2 separate regions of the Homo sapiens genome follow, and region 2 is linked to region 1. A link is an interaction called in ENCODE POLR2A ChIA-PET data of the cell type or tissue named here. Cell type or tissue: MCF 10A. All regions are shown on one strand.

Region 1 (8,000 bases):
AATACAAGATGACCTCTAAGAACCTCCAAAAGTTTGCATTCTAGTATGGAAAATAATTTTAAAAATTATTAAAAAGTACTATAAACTCACCAGAAAGTATAGTGACTTGGTAGTATGACCAGACGCTGGCATACTTTGACATTTCAGGACCATTTGAAGACTCTTCAACCATTTACAGTTAAGTGGAAGAAGCCAATGTGAAAAGGCTACTTATTGTACGATTGCAACCCTAGGATATTCTATGAAGACGGTAAAAAGATCAGTGGTTGCCAGGGGCTCTGGAGGAGGGAGGGACGAATATGTAGAACATAGGAGGTTTTTAGGGCAGTGAAATTATGATATGTAATTATGATATGATATGTAATTATGATATGATATGTAATTGTATGATATGTACGATATCATAATGTTGGATACATATCATTATACATTTGTCAAAAACTCATGCAATGTATACCAAGAGTGAATCCTAATGTCAGTAGAGACTTTAGTTAATAATAATACATCAATATGGGCTCATTAACTGGAACAAATGTACCACACTAATGCAAGATGTTAAAAATAGGGAAGATTGGGAGGAAGGTGAAGGAGTATATGACATCTCTCTGTACTTTTTACTCAGTTTTTTCTGTAAACCTAAAACTGCTAAAACAAAAATTTACTAATTAAAAAAAAGTGGTATAGAAGGGTTGAACTTTAGACGTGAAGTTTTAGGAATACTTAACCCATTTTATTTTGCTTATTTCCTTCTTATGTATGCACAAGAGTGATAAGCCATAATTCATTGATTCTAAGACACACAGTAAAAAAATTCTTTCTTCCTTTTTTTCTGAGACAGGGTATCACTTTGTTGCCCAAGCTGGAGTGCAATGGCACAATCACAGCTCACTGTAACCTCGACCTCTCTGGGCTCAGGCCATCCTCCCACCTCAGCCTCTCGAGTAGTTGGGATTACAGGCACACACCACCACGCCCAGCTAATTTTTCTATTTTTTGTAGAGATGGGGTTTTGTCATGTTGTCCAAGCTAGTCTGGAACTCCCTGGCTCAAGTATCTGCCTGCCTGGGTCTCCCACAGTGCTGGGATTACAGGTATGAGCCACTGCACCTGGCCAAAAATCTTTCTGAAATCAGATTGCATCTTAAAATAGATGGAATTTTAGATTTGCTAAAATATGGTATGGTAAAAAAGTATGATAAAATATGTATGTTTAAGATTTCTTTCAATAAGTATAAAATAAAAATCTAAGATTATAAAGTATTGTGTCGGAATGATAAAGGATTGTGTCAGAATTTAATTGGCAATATTTTTCCTTTTAAGTGGGGGTTAAAATAATAGTGCATCTTAGGTGTGGTGGCTCATGCCTGTAATCCCAGCACTTTGGGAGGCCAAGGTGGGTGGATCACGAGGTCAGGAGTTCAAGACCAGCCTGGCCAACATAGCGAAACCCCATCTCTACTAAAAATACAAAAAGTTAGCCAGGTGTAGTGGCGGGCGCCTGTAATCCCAGCTACTCGGGAGGTGGAGGCAGGAGAATCGCTTGAACCCGGGAGGCAGAAGTTGCAGTGAGCCGAGATAGCACCATTTCACTCCAGGCCAGGCGACAGTGCAAGACTCCATCTAAAAAAAAAAAAAAAAAGTGTGTCTCACAATTGATGAAATTGATCAAATTAGATGAAATATGATATAAGTTTAAACCAAAGAAGCCGATTAAATGGATACATACTTAATTTATCTGTTGTTGCCTCTGGCAGTAGGGATCCAAAGGAGACTACAATTTGACTTGTAGTGTTTCATTTCTTGTATTTATTTGCTTTTTTGATTTTATTGATTTTTTTTTTTTGAGACCGAGTCTTGCTCTGTCACCCAGGCTGGAGTGCAGTGGTGCAATCATAGCTCACTGTAGCCTTGAAATCTTGGCCTCAAACGATCCTCCTGCCTCGGCCTCCCAAAGCTCTGAGATTACAGGTATGAACCACTGTGCCTGTCTACAAAAAAAGAATGACAAGGCAAATGACATATAATGTTCACAATAATCATATCTGAGAAGCAGGAGCATGGTGTTTGTCTTTCTTGGTTATTTTTATTTTATTTTCTGTATTTACAAATTTTAAGGAACAAAACAGAAATGCCTGAAAAAATAATACTGAAGAGACTGAGTGTGGTGGCTCACACCTGTAATCCTAGCACTTTGGGAGGCAGGAGGATCGCTTGAGCCCAGGAGTTCAAGACCAGTGTGGGCAACATAGCAAGACCCTGTCTCATTAAAAAAGGAAAAAATAATAATAATACTGAAGAACAACAGCTCAGAAACCTTCTTGGAGCAGCCTGCCAATCACCAATTCTATTTGCTGGGGAGTATTCTTAGGCAATTGAAGAATGATAGAACTTGAGGGAGGAAAAGACAGGCAGGCAGACACAAAGGACAAATATCGTGTGAGTCTGCGTATGTGAGGTGCCCACCATAGATTCATAGAGACAGAAAGCAGAATAGTGGTCACCAGGGGCTGGAGGTGGGGCAGGGGGGTGTCATTGTGTAAAGAGCACAGAATTTGAGCTTGGGTTAGTGAAAGAGTTCTGGAAATGGATAGTGGTAATGGACACACGAATTGTGAATACACTGCATGCCACTGAACTACACACTTAAAAATGGTTAACATGAGCTGGGCGCAGTGGCTCATGCCTGTAATCCCAGTGTTTTGGGAGGGAGCTTGAGGCCAAGAGTTTGAGACCAGCCTGGGCAATATGGGGAGACCCTATCTCTACAAAAATAAATAAATGAATAAACAAATAAATAAATAAAGCCAGGTATGGTGGCACACACCTGTAGTCCCAGCTATTCAGGAGGCTGAGACAGGAGGATGGCTTGAGCCCAGGCAGGAGGATGGCTATGATTGTGCCAGTGCACCCCAGCCTGGGCAACAGAGCGAGACCCTGTCTCACGAAAGATTAAAATGATAAATGTTGTGCTTTGTATCTTTTACTACATGCACACACACACATGTTGGGCAGAAGAAATCAAGAATTTTATTTTGGCCATGTTAAGTTTGAGGTGCTCAGGAGGTAGTTTGATAAAAATCCAAGCTCTAGCGAGTGACCAGGGCTCTAGACGTAGATTCAGCAGACACCACGTTGAAGCCATGGGGCTAGCGAGAGTGTGGGGAAGGGGAGGCAGTCAGGACCAAGAGGGGCCCTCCCACATTCAGAGGAGCATTGTCCCGTGAGGCAGGAGGAAAACCGGGAGAGTGTAGGGTCCGAGACGTCTACAGCAGAAAGCCTTCCCAGAGGGAGGCAGCGGTCAGTGGACTGGATGTTTCTGAGAGATTGAGCGAGGTGGGGACCATCGGATTTGGCCACGTGGGAGGTGCTGGAAAAGGAAGCTGGCCTGCAGTGGGCTGGGAAGGAAGGAGCTGGGGATGGGAAGGACCCACAAGCCTTGAAGAAGGTTTGCTGTGAATATCACGGAGGAGGGGCGTGGTCGCTGGAGGCAGATAAGGAGGTTAGGGTAACCTTGTTTTGTTTAGATGAGAGCGGCTGGAAAATGTGTGTATTTTTATGGGAACAGTCCATGAGACAGGGAGAGATGGAAGAAACAGGAGAGGAGGGAGAACTGAAGGAGGAGGGGCACAGTGGAGTGAATGGCTTTTGCTAGGAGCAGGATGCCTCCCGTGTCTCAGAAGGGACAGCAGGGTGGGACAGACAGCCCCTAGGACAGGGTTGAGTGATTTCCCCAGCAGCGCTCTCTCTCTGAGAGCTCTCTGGGGTGTGTGCAGAGAGCGTAGTAGGTGGGTCTAACTCCATCAGTGATTCTCAAAGTGAGCTTGATGGGCGAGCAGCATCGGCATCACCAGGAAACTAAGAAATGCAAACCGTGGGGCACCACCCCAAACCTACTGGATCCGAAACTCCGCGGGCGGGGCTCAGCCATCTGTTTTTCACAAGCTCTCCAGGTGATTCTGAAAGTTTGAGAAGCACTGAACTAGGGCGAAGGAGCCCAGCGCATGCAGATGACCCAAAACGTCTGGATGAGAATGGCTTCAGTTCTTCGAGGAGGCAGAAGTTCATGTGGTATGAGCTCCAGGGGTGTCTTCTCTCTTCGCCAGGGACAGAACTATAAGTAAACCCTGGAAATTTCCAAGCATGGAATGCCATTCAGAGGAACTCTGAATCTTTCTAATGAAGGATTATTTATCAAGACAAACAACACACTTCAATGTACCTATTCTTTTTCCACGCCTGCATTTGAATATCAGGTTTCACCTATCTTGATCTTTGCTCCTGCCAGCAGTGATTTGAAAGGACCCTGGACTCTGTCTCCCTGGGTCACCTCTTTCAGGGTTGTCCCGAAGACCTTCTTGTGGCCTGGTCCATCTTTCCACATGGCTCAATTCCAGTTTTCATTTCTGTTGGGAAATAGCAGTGACCTGGCTTGGCCATTCTCTGTGGGAGGCCTTTTTCTTCTCTGCTGAAATAAAGACAAAGATGACTCAGCCTCTCCCAACCTCCAGGATTTCCCAGTCCTTCCAGTGACTCAGAGGATGGTCTATTTAATGGGTAACTAACAGCTCCTCCCAGGAAGTTGGCGGCCCCAGCCTCCCCCTACCTGAGTCACCAGCTCTGGGATGCTCCCATCAAGGCACAGTTACCTTCGAGACCAGGGGAGGCAAACCAAGAAAGATCAGCAATAAGTGGATCAGGAAAGAGGACAGAAGCTGAAAGGCTAGATTTGTTCCTCATTTGCTGGCGGCCTTGGGTGGACCAATGGAGGGCTCAGTGTCCCTATTTGAAAATGGAGAAATTGTGTATCCTCTGATATCATAGCTGCCCCAAAGGAGAGAAGATAAGCCCAGCCCTCTGGAACTTTTCTGTGCAAAAGGAAGGGAACCCTGGGGGTGGGTTTATCCTTGAGGATTTCTAGGACAAGCTGTAGCAGGGGCAGGGCATAGCAGGAGAGTGGAGGAAGGTGGGGTGAGGGGCAGGAGGTCAGATATGGGGTGGGCTGGCCAGGGGCAGGGCCGGAGCGATAAGTGGGAGGCAGGGAAGCTTGGCGAGGAGCAGGACCTGGAGGGCGCAGGGCACCTGGTGGGAACAGTAGCCCAAGACCTTGGTTTTGTGATGTCCTCAATTTTGCCCTGCTTTCTTCTCCCTGACTCCTTCACTACTTCTTTGCCTTTGCTCTTCTCCATTCCTCTCCTCCCCCTTCTCTTTTCTCTCCTCCTTCCCTCTCTCTTGCATCACTGAGAGCATGGAGGCAGCCTTCCCATGGGTTGAGCGTTTCCTTCCTGTTTAGATAGTGAGTGGCATCTGCTTTTGGAGCAGCCATCGGTCCATCCTGTTTACTTGTTGCTGACCCAGTGGGTTGTGGCCAGCGAGGCCATCCACCAGGACCCCCACAGGGTGGAGTGGGAACCAGGGCGCTGACACACACACAGGCATACACATAGCCATGACCAGGTCAGGCTGCCCTACTGGAGTTGATGTTTGGGATGCTGTGGGATTGGCAGCTGGGCCGAGGTCATCTCCTGTGCTGTTGACACGGATGCCCCAGCCTGCCTGGCATGGCTCAGGGCTCGGAAAAGATCTGACTGAGGCTGAGCACGCGGCCTGCAGCTGCTCACAGGGTCAGGGGAGGAGTAAGAAGCAGAAAGGGAGATGCCGGAGGGGCGACATTAGGAGGCACCTTGTCCGGTGGTGCTGTGATTCCTCATGAAGGAGTTAGAGCCAGACAAGATAAAGGGCTTACAGGACGGGTGCCCTTCACCACACCGCCTCCCTGTTCCACCTCCCCTGACCGGGCCCTTCCTTAATTCATGTGATTTGAGATGCACTCCTTTGCTTTTCTTGATTTCTCTAAATGCTGTGCAGTGGCTACTGTTCAGGGTGACGCTGGAAACTGACAAAGTTTCCAGGGGCCGGTGGTATGGGCTGGGGAAGGGGGCAGGCCTGTGAGAGGACAGATGGTGGAGGCGATGGCATTTAAGTAGAAAGTTGGAGGAACCTGAGGCAAAAAAAAAAGTGCTTGAAAGGCTAGGTGTGGTGCCTCACACCTGTAACCCCAGCACTTTGGGAGACCAAGGCGGGAAGATAGCTTGAGGCCAGGAGTTCGAGACCAGCCTGAGCAACATTGCAAGACCCCATCTCTATAAAAATAAAAAAATTGGCCACGCGCGGTGACTCACGCCTGTAATCCCAGCATTTGGGGAGGCTGAGGCAGTAGGATCACCTGAGGTCAGGAGTTTGAGACCAGCCTGACCAACGTGGAGAAACCCTGTCTCTACTAAAAATACAAAAAAATTAGCTGAGCATGGTGGCGCATGCTTGTAATCCCAGCTACTCAGGAGGCTGAGGCAGAAGAATCGCTTGAACCCAGGAGGTGGAGGTTGTGCTGAGCCGAGATTGTGCCATTGCACTCTAGCCTGGGCAACAAGAATGAAACTCTGTCTCAAAGTAATAATAATAATAATAAATCTGAAGAAGCTGATTAAAAAAATAATATTAGGCCGGGTGTGGTGGCTCACACCTGTAATCCCAGCACTTTGGAAGGCTGAGGTGGGTGGATCACCTAAGATCAGGAGTTCAAGACCAGCCTAGCCAACATGGTGAAACCCCGTCTCTGTCAAAAATACAAAAATTAGTCAGGTGTGGTAGCGAGTGCCTGTAATTCCAGCTACTCAGGAGGCTGAGGCAGGAGAATCACTTGAACCCAAGAGGCAGAGGTTGCAGGAGAATTGCTTGAACCCAAGAGGCAGAGTACCATTGCACTCCAGCCTGGGAGACAAGAGCGAAACTCTGTCTCAAAAAATAAATAAATACATAAATAAAATGATAATAAAATAAAAAGGAAAAAAAAGATGGGTGCTCTGATTTTAAGATACTGGCCTATGACCTGACTCCTAAACTCTGAGATAAGGGCCTAAGCATACAAAGATTATCAAAGAAAAAATCAAGGAATAAACAAAACTCACATAAGCCGATTCTAGAGGTGTGGCCTGGGCTGCTCTAAAGGGATTTGTGGAATTACTGAGGTTACCTGAAACTCTCCAGGAATCTGGCCTCCTGGGCTGATTACACACCAAGAATGATGGTGAAAATCCAGATAGTCCGGGGGACCCAGATCTGCCACTCATTGCTGTGTGGCTGGGCCAGTGCTTCTACTGAAAAATTATTCATTGTCTGCCTGAAATTCAGACGTAACTGGGTAAACTGTATTTTTTTATTTTTTATTTTTTTTATTATACTTTAAGTTCTAGGGTACATGTGCACAACGTGCAGGTTTGTTACATATGTATACATGTGCCATGTTGGTGTGCTGCACCTATTAACTCGTCATTTACATTAGGTATATCTCCTAATGCTATCCCTCCCCCCTCCCCCCACCCCATGACAGGCCCCGGTGTGTGATGTTCCCCTTCCTGTGTCCATGTGTTCTTATTGTTCAATTCCCACCTATAAGTGAGTACATGCAGTGTTTGGTTTTTTGTCCTTGCGATAGTTTGCTGAGAATGATGGTTTCCAGATTCATCCATGTCCCTACAAAGGACATGAACTCATCCTTTTTTATGGCTGCATAGTATTCCATGGTGTATATGTGCCACATTTTCTTAATCCAGTCTATCATTGATGGACATTTGGGTTGGTTCCAAGTCTTTGCTATTGTGAATAGTGCCACAATAAACATACATGTGCATGTGTCTTCATAGCAGCATGATTTATAATCCACTGGGTATATACCCAGTAATGGGATGGCTGGGTCAAATGGTACTTCTAGTTCTAGATTCTTAAGGAATCGCCACACTGTCTTCCACAATGGTTGAACTAGTTTACAGTCCCACCAACAGTGTAAAAGTGTTCCTATTTCTCCACACCCTCTGCAGCACCTGTTGTTTCCTGACTTTTTAATGATCGCCATTCTAACTGGTGTGAGATGGTATCTCATTGTGGTTTTGATTTGCATTTCTCTGATGGCCAGTGATGATGAGCATTTTTTCATGTGTCTCTTG
Region 2 (8,000 bases), 82 kb before region 1:
CTGCCTCAGCCTCCCCCAGTAGCTGGGACTACAGACGCCCGCCACCGCGCCCGGCTAATTTTTTGTATTTTTAGTAGAGATGGGGTTTCACCGTGTTAGCCGGGATAGTCTCAATCTCCTGACCTCGTGATCCACCCGCCTCGACCTCCCAAAGTGCTGGGATTACAGGCGTGAGCCACCAAGCCTGGCCAAGGATCATTTTTTATACAGGGTTTTGATTTGCTGTCCTGCTCCACTGGAAAACTTCCCTGCCAAGTTAGCGATAGACCTCAGCTAGCAAGACGGATGAGTTGAGTTTCTTCATGAAGCTACAATTCATATCCCAAACTGAAATTCTCATCTATGTCCCTGTATTAGTTCGTTTTCACACTGCTGATAAAGACATACCCGAGACTGGGAAGAAAAAGGTTTAATTGGACTTATAGTTCCACGTGGCTGGAGAGGCCTCAGAATCATGGCGGGAGACAAAAGGCACTTCTTACATATTGGTGGCAAGGGAAATGAGGAAAAAGCAAAAGTGGAAACCCCTGATAAACCCATCAGATCTCGTGAGACTTATTCACTATCACGAGAATAGAATGGGAAAGACTGGCCCCCATGGTTCAGTTACCTCCCCCTGGGCCCCTCCCACAACATGGGGGAATTCTGGGAGATGCAATTCAAGTTGAGATTTGGGTGGGGACACAGCCAAACCATATCAGTCCCTAAACTCACCCCTTCCACAGTCTCTCACTGTGTTTCTGGACTCGTTGCTCAGGCTAGAAACCTGGACTCCTCTCTGCTCATATTCTTCCACCAAACGATCGGCAATCTGATCATAAGTGCTTTCAAAATACCTGAACTTTTATCCCCTCCTCTGCTACCAGTCTGGTCTGGGCCACTATCACTTGTCACCTGGATTACTGCAGTATCCTTCTCTTCCTTCTCTCCAGCTTCTACCCTTGTTTCTCTTCCAACTCACTCTGCTCCTGATGTGATTCTCAACACAGCAGCCAGATTAATCCTTTAGAGGCTGAGACCATGTTCCTCCTCTGCTGGAAACCCTCCAATGTTCCAACAGCTCCCAGCCCACTCTAAGTATAAGCCACAGTCCTTACAATGTCTGTGAGGCCCTAGGTGATCTCCATCATACTTCCCTCCTATCATCTCCCTACTTTCTCCTCTTTGGTCACTCTGTGCATGTCCCTTTAATATGCTAAAGTTGCCCTTGCCTCTCAGCCTTTGCACTGGCTGTTACCCTGAATGGAATGCTCTTCCCTTTGATATCCACGTGGCTCCCTCCTTTACTTTCCTTCAGGCCTATCGACTTCACCAGCTCTATCTGTCTCTACAGTACTTACCACCATCTGACACATTCTATTTACTGGTTTATATGTTGTCATCGGTCTGTCTGTCTGTGTTGCTTATCAGCATGTCAAGCACACAGTTCAGGGACTTCGCTTAGTATGCACTTGTATCCCTAGTGCTCAGAACAGCAGGGGCCTCGTCATAGGCACTCAAATAAGAGACACAGTGGGGCCTAGGAACACCTAAAATGGAGAATCAAATCTGGCAGCTTCCAACCTTAGCTCACTAGTTGGGTGTTGTGTGTATTAAGGGGCTGCTAAGAGCATCCTTTGGGGATCTCTGTCTCCTCAGAGATTTAGGTGACTGCTATGATTTGAATACCTCCTCCAAAATTCACTTTGAAACTTAATCCTCGGCCGGGCATGGTGGCTCACATCTGTAATCCCATCACTTTGGGAGGCTGAGGCGGGTGAATCACGAGGTCAAGAGATTGAGACCATCCTGGTCAACATGGTGAAACCCCCTTTCTACTAAAAATACAAAAATTAGCTGGGCATGGTGGCGCGCTCCTGTAGTCCCAGCTACTTGGGAGGCTGAGGCAGGAGAATTGCTTGAACCCTGGAGGTGGAGGTTGCAGTAAGCCGAGATGGCGCCACGGCACTCCACTCTGGCAACAGAGCAAGACTTCGTCTCGAAAAGAAAGAAAGAAAGAAAGAAAGAAAGAAAGAAAGAAAGAAAGATAGAAAATCCTCAATGTGGCGGTACTGAGAGGTGGGACCTTTAAGAGGGATTAGGTCATGAGGGATCTGCTCTCATGAATGGATTAATCCATTTAAGGATAAATGGCTTAATGGATTAATGAGTTATCATGGGAGTGGAACTGGTGGCTTTACAAAAAGAGGAAGGGAGACCCGAGAAACCGCATTCAGCGCCCCCAACCATGCAATGCCTTGTGCCACCTGGAGACTCTGCAGAGTCCCACCAGCAAGAAGGCCCTCACCATATGAAGTCCCTCGACTTTGGATTCTCAGCCTCCATAACTGTAAAAAATAAATTTATCTCCCTTATAAATTACTCACTTTCAAGTATTCTAAGTAACAGAAAACAGACTAAGCCTGTAACATTAGGCCAAGCCCCCAAAAGCTCCTAGTCTCACAGCCTATGTGAGTTCAGTGTAGGCTTGGGAATTGGAGAAGCCTTCAGGAAATGATGAAATCAAGCTGGGCCTGGGAGCATAGGTGGAGTTTGGGTAGGCAGGGGACAGAAGGACAGTGTGGGCTAGCTTAGGGTAATGCTGCTTAGGTGAGTTACTAGGGGCAGGCACCCCGAACAGAGTATCCGAAGGGCTGCACCCAGCAGTGACACCATCACCTCTCTCCTGTCCTGACTGGGCCGGGCTCTGGGGGAGAGGTCCCAACACTGCCCACCTCTTCTTGTTCTCCCAATATCTGTCATCAGCTCCAGTTTGCATTTCAGTTATTTTTAGATTGTTTTTTCCTTAGCAGTGAAGCAAGCCTGTGGAAGGAAACATATTCCTTCTAAAGCAAGCCTGCAGTTTCTCTGGACAGGCAAGAGTGAGGCCGCCCGCCTAAACAAAGAGAGGTCTGACGTCTGCTAGGGTGTTCTGGGACTCAGTGGGTCCACCCCTGTCTTCAGTCTCGGACCTGGCTGCTCCCAGACCATTTCAAGCCTAAGACAATGACATATCTCGCTGGGTTTTGAAAGCTGCTAGAGGGGCTTCCTAACCTCCTTGGCTGTCCTCATCATAGCTGCCTCCACTCCCTAGCCCTGCGCTCAGTGTTTTTTGCAGGGAAGTTCTTCCTTAAGTCCAAACTGTGGCTCCAAAGATTTCGTTACCAAGGGAGAGAGGGAGTTGCCACTGATGCGCAGTGCTCAAATTGGACTGGGTGGCTTGCGTGGGATGGGTCTGGGAGAAACTGTCACAGAGGTCATGGGAATGATGACAGCTGCAACACACGGTGCCCCAGAGGCTTCTCAACCACTGGTAGGTAGGACGATAAGTAGGCAGGCAGCTGGCTGCAGAGGCCTCTTACTCACCCCATATTCTGCCCTGCCTGGGTTCTGGGCTCTCCTGAGCCTCAAGGTCTCTGCCCTTTCTTTAGAGAAGAGCTGGGTCCCAACTCACAGGACTTCCTCTAAACCCTCCTGGACCTCTTCCAGAGTCATGTCTGGGTCACTCTAAGGAAGGTCCTCACTGGGGACGGCAAGCTGTCTCAGGGTTTGGCTTCTCAGTCTTCTCCCAGATCAGGGCTCTTGTCCCAGGATATGTGGGGTTGGGCTGGGTTGAGCACCCCTGTCCCTTCCCATAACTTTGTTCAGGTTGTGGACTCCTTTAGCAGGCTGGTGAAGTCCATGAAACTCTTCAGAATAATGCTCTTAAATGCATAAGGTAAAATACACCAGATAACAAAGGAAACCAATTGCACTAAAATGCAGATATTAACATATTTTAATATTTATAAGATCCAGCAATCCCACTACTGGGTATATATCCAAAGGAAATGAAATCAAGGTGGAAGGACAGCTGCACTTCCATGTTTATTGCAGCACTATTCACAATATCCAAGCTATGAAACCAATCTAAGTGTCCATCAATGAATGGATAAAGGAAATGTGGTTTATATACAAAATGCAATACTATTCAGTCATAAAAAGAAGGAAACCCTGTCATTTGTGACAACATGCATGAACCTGGAGGACATTATGCTAAGCAAAGTGAACCAGACACAGAAAGACAAATACCACATGATCTCACTAATGTGGAATTTTTGAAAAAGTTGATATCATGGAAGCAGAGAGTAGAACAGTGCTTACCAGAGACTTGAGAAAGGAGCGGAGAAGGGAGGATGGGGAGAGGTTGGTCAATGGGTACAAAGTGACAATTAGATTGGAGGAATAAGTTCTGGTGTTTTATTGCATCGTGGGGTGATGACGGTTAACGGTAAGTTATTGTATGTTACTAAATAGCTGGAAGAGAGTCTTCTGAGTATTCTCACCACAAAGAAATGATAAACGCCTGAGGTGACGAATATGCCAAACATCCTGATTGGGTCATGCATTGAAACATCAAATTGTATCCCATAAATATGAGTAGTTACAAGATGTCATGAGGTGGTGTATTTGTTAATTAGCTACGTTTAACCATTGCACAATATATATTCTTCAAAACATCATGTTGCATGTGATAAATACATATGAAGTCATCTGTCAATTAAAAAAACAAATTTAACCTACCTAGACAACCTAGTGAGACCCTGTCTCTACAAAAAATAAAAAAATTAGCTGGGTGTGGCCAGGCATGGTGGCTCATGCCTGTAGTCCCAACACTTTGGGACGCCGAGGTGGGTGGATCACCTGAGGTTGGGAGTTCAAGACCAGCCTGACTAACATGGAGAAACTCTGTCTCTACTAAAAATACGAAATTAGCTGGGCGTGGTGGTGCATGTCTGTAATCCCAGCTACTTGGAGGCTGAGGCAGGAGACTCGCTTGAATCTGGGAGGCGGAGGTTGTGATGAGCCGAGATTGTGCCATTGCACTCCAGCCTGGGCAACAAGAGCAAAACTCCATCTCAAAAAAAAAAAAAAAGAGAGAAACGTTCTCTTTTCTTTTTTAGCTGGGAGTGGTGGCACATGCCTGTACTCCCAGCTACTTAGGAGGCTGAGGCAGCAGGAGTGCTTGAGCCTGGGAGATTGAGGCTGCAGTGAGCCATGATTGCTCAATGCACTCAGCTTGGGAGACAGAGAGACTCTGTCTTAAAAACATTTTTTAAAAATGTGATATATACTAATGAATTTTTTAACACATTAAAGAAGAAAATCTAGCAGTGGATCTGCTATGGTTTAAATGTGCCCCCCATAATCATGTGTTGGAAATTTAGTCTCCATTGCAACATCGTTGAAAGGTAGGACCTTTAAGAAGGGGGGACCTTAGGCAGAACCCTCACGAATGGATTAATGCCATTATATCATGAGAGTGGGTTGTTATAAAAGTGAGTTTAGGCTGGGTGTGGTGGCTCATGCCTGTAATCCCAGCACTTTGGGAAGTTGAGGCAGGCAGATGACTTGAGATCAGAAGTTTGAGACCAGCCTAGCCAACATGACGAAACTCTTTTTTTTTTTTTTTTTGAGATGGAGTCTCACTCTGTCGCCCAGGCTGGAGTGCAGTGGTGCGACCTCAGCTCACTGCAAGCTCCGCCTCCCGGGTTCATGCTATTCTTCTGCCTCAGCCTCCTGAGTAGCTGGGACTACAAGCACCTGACACCAGACCTGACTAATTTTTGTATTTTTAGTAGAGACGGGGTTTCACCGTGTTAGCCAGGATGGTCTCGATCTCCTGACCTCATGATCCGCCCGCCTCAGCCTCCCAAAGTGCTGGGATTACAGGCGTGAGTCACCGCGCCCGGCCGAAACTCTGTCTTTATTAAAAATACAAACATTAGCTGGGCATGGTGGCGGGTGCCTGTAATCCCACCTAATTGGGAGGCTGTGGCAAGATAGTCACTTGAGCCTGGGAGGCGGAGGTTGCAGTGAGCCAAGAAGGAGCCACTGCACTTCAGCCTGGGTGGCAGAGCAAGACTCCGTCTCAAAAAAAAAAAAAAAAAAAAGTGAGTTTGGCCCCTCTTGCTTTCTTGTTACTGCCCGCTCTTGCCTTTCTGCCTTTTGCCACAAGATGACACAGCACGAAGCCCTTGCCGGACGCTGGTGCCATGCTCTTGGACTTTGTGGTCCACAGAACTGTGAGCCAAATAAATTCTGTTCATGATAAATTACCCAGTCTCAGGTATTCGGTTATAGCAGAAGCAAACAGATTAAGACAGGATCTAATATCTATCACAATTTCACAATATCATAAATGATATTTTAAGATATCTGCAATAACTCTAATATGTTAGGGAAATAGCTGTGATTTTTGTTGGTGACAAAGTTGCAGACACTGCTAAATACTACTGTCATCTATTGCCTACATTCATAATGCAAGGAAATACCATATTTCAGTTAGAGGCAGTGAAAATAATGGGGAAACTTTTTTTTTCCACCCAAGTTTATTGACATCAGGATAAGAATTCTGCCTTTGGGCCCGACACAGTGCTTCATGCCTGTAATCCCAGCACTTTGGGAGGCCAAGGCGGGCAGATCACTTGAGGTCAGGTGTTTGAGAGCAGCCTGGCCAATATGGTGAAACCTTGTTTCTACTAAAAATACAAAAATTAGCCGGGTGTGGTGGTGGGCACCTGTAATCCCAGCTACTCGGGAGGCTGAGGCAGGAGAATCACTTGAACCTGGAAGGTGGAGGCTTCAGTGAGCTGAGATCATGCCACTGCACTCCAGCCTGGGCAACAGAGTGAGACTCTGTCTCAAAAAAAACAAAACCAAAAAAACAGAATTCTGCCTTTGACTTTCTCTTACCTTCATTATTTTTTGGGGCTAGATTAAGGACCTGGTGGGGCTGGAGGGGGCACCAGGCCTGGATTTCTCATTTGTAAAATATACTTATTTTATTTTTACTTAAAAATTTTTTTTAAAAAATTTTTTGAGACAGAGTCTTGCTCTGTCACCCAGTCAATATACTTATTTTAAATTAAACAGGAAGAAATTGGTGTTTGTAAAAAATTCAGGCAATATAAATAAAGACTTCTCTCATTTATCCCCCAAACCCTCTTCCCTCTTCAGTGGTAGCCCCTGTTATCTGTGTGTTACATATAGTTTCAAATTACAAAAGTAATATTTGAAAATATTTGCCTTGAAAAAATCAGATTTTTAAAAGAACTTTACTTACTGTACATACAGCAATACTTAGTTTTGTATGTAGTTACTTTTTTCTTTTTTCTTTTTTTTTTTTTTTTTGAGATGGAGTCTCGCTCTGTCACCCAGGCTGGAGTGCAATTGCGTGATCTCGGCTCACTGCAAGCTCGGCCTCCTGGGTTCAAGTGATTCTCCTGCCTCAGCCTCCCGAGTAGCTGGGACTACAGGCATGTGCTACCACGCCCGGCTAATTTTTTTGTATTTTTGGTAGAGACAGGCTTTCACTGTGTTAGCCAGGATGGTTTTGATCTCCTGACCTTGTGATCCACCTGCCTCGGCCTCCCAAAGTGTTTGGATTACCGGTGTGAGCCACTGCGCCTGGCCTACTTTTTTCTAATTAAGAAAAATACCAGATCTTTGTCTGGTATGTGTGTAGTCTTTTCTCAAATGCAAATAGGAGCATATTGTACATGCTCTCTTGAAACTTGCTCTTTTCCTGTACAACGTGACATGGAGGTCTTCCCACGTTAGCACGTATGGACTTGCCTCCTTTTTTTCTCATTCTTTTTACTGCTGTTTAGTATGTTGCATAAGTGCTGGGTCAAAGGGGGAACCACGTTTTGAATTTTAGTCAATAGAATTCAGCAGCCTCTCCCATGCCCAGGATGTGGGCCAGGCATCAGTCACCCAAGCTGGAATTTAGGCACTAATTTCCCTCTACTCCACTCTATTTGCCCAATCTATCAGCAAGTCTCCTGAGTATCTGCTAGCATTGGCTCCGGTTCTCCAACCCCACTGTCACTTCCTTCCTTCATCATCTATTTCTCCTGTTGGGGTGAATGCATTAGCTTACCCCTCCCACCTCTCATCCCTAGTCTTCGTAGTCCTATCTCCTGCGTGGCCCATGTTATTCTGTAGTCGGTTTACCTTTCTTGATCTCGAATCCAATC

Evidence for each region. Peaks named below come from ENCODE experiments on the same cell type or tissue, not always from the same donor. Only the 100,000 strongest peaks of a DNase experiment are listed, where the experiment ranks them.
Region 2: POLR2A ChIA-PET joins it to region 1 with 6 read pairs; 1 of 35 experiments calls an interaction of 5 or more read pairs at or near these places.

What each region holds. Positions count from the first base shown.
Region 1 is chr20:4,131,228-4,139,227 of GRCh38, forward strand. No RefSeq gene overlaps it. Among named protein-coding and RNA genes, the nearest start is that of SMOX, 14 kb to the right of the region's middle. RefSeq lists enhancers at 3,687-4,486, 3,795-4,994. In MCF 10A, no CTCF peak of the experiment used is centred here; a DNase peak (open chromatin) is centred at 4,514.
Region 2 is chr20:4,049,409-4,057,408 of GRCh38, forward strand. No RefSeq gene overlaps it. Among named protein-coding and RNA genes, the nearest start is that of RNF24, 38 kb to the left of the region's middle. In MCF 10A, no CTCF peak of the experiment used is centred here; a DNase peak (open chromatin) is centred at 4,343.